2 separate regions of the Mus musculus genome follow, and region 2 is linked to region 1. The links are chromatin contacts, found by Hi-C or POLR2A ChIA-PET in ENCODE. All regions are on one chromosome and are shown on one strand. The core of a region is the stretch at or near the end of the contact, and the rest is flanking DNA. Distances in the headings are between cores, read along the strand shown. Region 1 overlaps Cul4b (cullin 4B). Region 2 has its middle 17 kb from the start of Lamp2.

Region 1 (2,700 bases), core at 65-2,564:
CAAACTAGGTATACTCCAGCCTTAGCCTCCAGAGCACCGGAATGACAGGTATTTGCCAGTGCTGTCTAAAAACTGTCCCGCGGGTTAAGTAAAAAAAAACAAAACAAAAATCCGAGACTTTACAGAGTTTATCGTTGGTAATTTAAATTCCGAGTTATTTATTTATTTTTTTATCAACAATCTTAATTAAAACTTGAGGTCTCATGGAACACACTGGTAGGGAAACAGACTTTTGCCAATAGTGTATCTAAACTGAGAGTTGGTAAATGAAGTGAGTCTGAGCTTTGTTTGGTTTACAGATTACTGATTTGATAGGGTGGGAGGGGTGAACCCTGAAATTGTGCTGGATGAGGCTACATGGCCTTCGAAAGTACCTTTACTCTTGCCAGTAATCTTAGAAAATGCTCTCGGTAGGAAGGTAACAGAATGTCCGTCCAGCTGTTCTTATTGAGGCAATCAAAATGCGGGCCCTGTGGGATGTTGTGTTACAGAGAAAAATGAGAGATTGTGTTGCTGCACTGAGTAAAAAACTTTCCTCCTAGCTAAGCCCTCTCCGCTCCCTGATCATAGCGATAGTCCTCTCTAGCAGGGGGCATGCTTAAGTTTCCTCTTACTTCAGCTTCTTCCCGTGGCCTTGCAACTCCTTAGTCCTTCATCTTGGTAAAGTTTCCCTTCGCCTTACTTTTCTTCCCACCCTCTTCTTTTCCCCAGATAGTTTACCCCGCCCCTAGCCTGCACCACCTACTCTGCCTCACCGGAGGCTTCCCGCTTCTTCTCCCGCCCCCCCGCCCCCCAACCAACCCTATCTGCCCGCCCTCCGCAGGTTCGGAAACCTCCAATCAAGAGCGCCGAAGGTGTCGCCAAGGTCCGCCCCGCCCTCCCTATCCACCTCTTTTACCCCCCGTGTTCCCTCCCCCAACCCCCCCACCTCAAGTCCGGCGGACCCGGGGGCTTCAGGATCTGGGAGCTATGAAAAGTGTCTGCCCAGGCACTTCCGGTAAGAGCGATGTGGCGCGAAGCTCCCCGCGGGACCCTTAAGGATCGGGTGGCCGACGGTGAGGGAGCCCGGTGGGGAGGGTGCCGGCAGGGAAGGGGTGCGGGAACCGGACCCCGAGTGAGCTGCCCGGAGTGAGCGTTCCGGGCGCTTCCAGCCGCCCCACGGTGAGTCGGCGCCCCCGCCTCCCAGGCCGCTCGGGTCCTCCTCTCCACCCCCCACTCCGCGAGGGTGACGCCGCCTCTCCACGGGCGCCGCGTGACCGGAAGTGGCGCCATCTTTAGCCTCTTGTGCTATTGACAATAACAAGCCTTGGCTCGCTCCCCCTCCCCCTCCAGCCCTGCAGCTCCCCTCCCTGAGAGAGGGAGAAAAGGAGGAGGAGCTGCAAGCTTCACTGGCTCCCTCTCCCCAGTCGCGCCTGCGGAAAGTGGGGAAGAGGGGACGAAAGCAGGGGAGGGGGGACGGCAGGGCTGTTTACCTGTCTGCCTCCTTCACCCCCCCACCCCCCGTTCTGTTCACTGCCGGTGTCAGCCTATCCGCCTTCCCAAGCCCTCCCATTCCCCCGGTGTGCCCCCCCCCCCACTTTCCTCCTCGTCCTCTGTGCTTCTCCTCTTCCTTCCCTTCCCCCTCCAGCATTGCCACCTCTCCTACAAGCACGCAGGCACATAAACGTAGGCTTTTGATGCTCCTCTGCCTGTTGACCCCGCTATTTTCATGTTTCCAACAGGTTTTTCTTCCCCCAATCCCTCTGCTGCTTCTGCTGCTGCTCAGGAGGTCAGATCTGCCACTGATGGTAATACCAGCACCACTCCGCCCACCTCTGCCAAGAAGAGAAAGTTAAACAGCAGCAGTAGCAGCAGTAACAGTAGTAACGAGAGAGAAGACTTTGATTCCACCTCTTCCTCTTCCACCCCTCCACAACCCAGAGATTCGGCGTCCCCTTCAACCTCGTCCTTCTGCCTTGGGGTTCCAGTGGCCACTTCCAGCCACGTACCTATACAGAAGAAGCTGCGGTTTGAAGACACCCTGGAGTTTGTAGGGATTGATACGAAAATGGCTGAGGAATCTTCCTCCTCATCTTCCTCATCTTCGCCAACTGCTGCAACCTCACAGCAGCAGCAGCAGCAACAACTTAAAACTAAGAGTATATTAATTTCTTCTGTGGCTTCAGTGCACCATGCAAACGGCCTGGCTAAATCTTCTACCGCGGTCTCTAGCTTTGCTAACAGCAAGCCCGGCTCAGCTAAGAAGTTAGTGATCAAGAACTTTAAAGGTAACCAAGGCCAAAATCCATAATCACCTACTAAGAATTTGACACTTGAGCAGTCACGTGTGTGCTATTTATGTTAATATATTGAACAGTATAGAGGTTGCCTAATGTTTTATGCGTAATCAATGAGTGGAAGGGAGGTCCTGTTTTTGGTGGAGGGTTCTTTCCCGAGGTGTTTGTGTCCTTCCTGTGAAGCATACTCTTTGAGTGTTTCCATCCAATGTTTTTGAGGTCTGTCTCACCCGTTCTAGTTCTATTTGATCTGCTGTTCCTTCCCACATTGACAGTATGGTTGATAGAGATTTTACTGGTGAGAAACTTGTTTTCTAATGAGGTCCATTTCAGGTGCATAGTGAGTCTTGGCACTACTGAGATTCTTGTTTTTATAGGCCACATACTCCAATCCCTAAAAATGTAGGTAGCAAGGGTGACAGTT
Region 2 (2,700 bases), core at 148-2,647, 91 kb after region 1:
CCTCCCGAGTGCTGGGATTAAAGGCACGCACCACCATGCCCGGCTCCCACTTCAGTTTTTATAATAGCAAAATATGAATGGAATATGCTAATGAAAAACTCTGCAAGTAAGAACTGTGTTCCTATACCTATAGAAACTCAAGATTTTAAAGCAGACAAGTTATCCAATGTGAGGAATAATAGATTTTAAAAGAGCCATTTTTTTAACTTGTTACTTAGAAGCTAGGCTGACACTGATTTGTGAATCCTGGAAGTGTGCTTTTTGAAGCAAGTTTTGTTGACATGTAAATTACACATATTTTGAGTGTACAGTTTGGTAAATTTTGAAGGAAATTAGGTGCAGGAGACGATGGTGATGTCTCTGTGCAGCCAAGTAAGTTATTTGCTAAGCCCAAACCAAAGCTGGGCTTCCTGGCATGCTCATGCTTGTATATAGCATGCTGGCTGAGCAGGGACGCAGAAACTTCAAAAGCACAGCCTGCCAGTAAAGCCAGGAGCACCAACTGTAGACCTAAGGGACAGCCCCTTTTCTCGAAAAGGCCATAATTAATTGATAGGGCTTGAATGTTGCTCTTGGCGCCAACGCAAAGAATAAAGCAGCATCCCACGGTAAAAAAACAAACTGCATTTAAAGCCCAGGCCTGCAGGGGGAGAAAGCTCCTGGAAGAATGCCTGCAAGGCAGCGGAGCCGGGGAGTCTTTCGCTCAAAAGTACAATAGTTCCTTCGGGATGAGCAAAGTTGCTTTGACTTTTGGCAGCGCGGCGTGGCCTCCGTGCGCAGCGTAAGGCTCTGGAACGCGGAGGACACAAAAAGCCAACGCCGCCTCTGGAGATTCTGGGCCCCTCTGCTTCCAAAATCATCCCACTGCCCTAAGGTGCTCCACCCTCAGCCTAGGTCCCGCCCACGGGACAAAGCAAAGGATACTCTGAACTCTATGCTCCCCAGCCCGTGACAGTGGCTAGAGGGGGTGGAGGCGGCAGGAGGCTGGGTCCGCCTAAGTTTCGGTTTTTTTTTTTTTCCAACTATTCACGTGATTGTCCGACTCCTGACTCAGCGATTTCCCTGAACCGCCGCCTTTAATTTCTTGGTTTGTCATCACCGCCTTCTCCTTTTTCTTTTACGGTCTTAGCTACCACTTTAGAACATTTGAAACGGAACTTTCTTATTCGACACAAACTACAAATGACTTGGAAATTAAAAAAAATAAAATAAAAGTCGAGACTTGAAAGCCGGGAGTGGTCACTGCGTCTTCAGGTTTAGGATCACCGGTTGAGAGTCCAGCCTAGGATATACCGCGAGATCCTGTCTGAAAAAAAAAGAAATCACAACTATTTTTAAACTAAGCAGCCAGGCGCAGTGGCACACGCCTTTAATCCCAGCACTTGGGAAGCAGAGGCAGGCTCAAGGCCAGCCTGGTCTACAAAGTGAATTCCAGGACAGCCAGAGCTACACAGAGAAACCCTATCTCAAAAAACAAACAAACAAACAAACAAAAACAAAAAACTAAGCTAGCCCAATTTATTTCAAGCCCACAAAATGATAACGTGTTTTAAAATAACCATGTGGCTGATTTCCCAGGGAAGCAACGACCACACATTTTCTTCTTATTCTACCTTAATTCTGGATTGTTATAGATTGTTCTTGTTTCTCTTTTTGTTAATGGATACAAATATGTATGCTTACTAATATATAAATTGATTATTACAGTTGTTTATAATGTACACAATATTGGATATGTTGCTACTTAGATATTTTTATTATTTTAACTATGTGTACAACTGTCCACATGAATATGTGTATAGTGCTAGAGAGGTCAAGTTGTCCTGGAGTTGGAGTTACAGGTGGTTGTGGCAAAGAACAGGGGTGCTGGGAACCTAACATGGGCCCTCTGGAAGAGCAGTCAGTAAGTGCTTTTAATCAGCACCATCTCTCCAGCCCCCATGACACCTTTTCTTTTGAAATGTCAAAATCAAGCTAGTGAACCTATACATGGTCTATTATTCTTGTTTCCTGTAATGAGAACACAAAAGCTACTTTTAGCTATTGGGAAGGTCTTAAAATATAGCTATCAAATACTGTCACTGTGATGAATAGTATCTACAGACCCAATGGAAGAATTAGAAGATAGGATAAAATATAAAATCAGGTCTAGTTGTGGACACCTGTGATGCCTGGAGAGGCAGGGACATTAAGTGCCTGGAATTCCAGGCCAGCCTGTTATAACTGCTCTCTGCCCTCGAAATTTTTAAGAGATTTTATAAATAATTGCCAAGACTTTTTTCCTTCTTCTCCTCCTTACCGTTCTGTACAAATCAATTTCTTAGAAAGCAAACTTTTACTTTCACTTTTAAAATTTAATTTTTAAATTATGTATATATGTGTATGTGTACATGAATGCAAGTGGCCGTGGGTACCAGAAGATAGTGTCGGAACCCTTGGAGGTGGAGTCCTTGATGATAGGTTATTTCTCCACTAATGACCTGAGCCAATTCAAACCAGATTCGATTATATTAAATACAGGTTTATTGGGAAGCTGTTCTTGAGTTCATTGGGCCCAAGGACCAAGCCCAGGGAAGTCACCATGGGAGGGGATGGGGAAAAGACAGAGAAAGGGCAGAGAGAAAAGGAGAAGAGGAGAAAGGGAGAGACCGAAATGCCTGGATTATATAGTGAAGAGCCTCTGGGGAAGCGCAGCCCAGC

What was found. A loop is a pair of places that touch in the nucleus more often than their neighbours do. ChIA-PET counts read pairs that join two places held with the same protein, here RNA polymerase II (POLR2A).
Region 2: POLR2A ChIA-PET joins it to region 1 with 15 read pairs in Patski. The contact joins two enhancer-like sites. A Hi-C loop is called at or near these places in 1 of 37 maps with a recorded cell type or tissue (v-Abl transformed pro-B cells). POLR2A ChIA-PET finds 5 or more read pairs at or near these places in 4 of 5 experiments (Patski and embryonic stem cell).

What each region holds. Positions count from the first base shown.
Region 1 is chrX:38,563,230-38,565,929 of GRCm38, reverse strand. Cul4b (cullin 4B) reads left to right here. Exons shown (of 23, transcript NM_028288.5): 3 at 824-997; 4 at 1,722-2,267. Among named protein-coding and RNA genes, the nearest start is that of Cul4b, 12 kb to the left of the region's middle. Within about 2 kb of position 1,314, at least 1 of the 3 ENCODE cell types and tissues checked has a DNase peak (open chromatin) inside an H3K27ac peak, as active enhancers do.
Region 2 is chrX:38,471,973-38,474,672 of GRCm38, reverse strand. No RefSeq gene overlaps it. Among named protein-coding and RNA genes, the nearest start is that of Lamp2, 17 kb to the right of the region's middle. Within about 2 kb of position 1,397, at least 1 of the 3 ENCODE cell types and tissues checked has a DNase peak (open chromatin) inside an H3K27ac peak, as active enhancers do.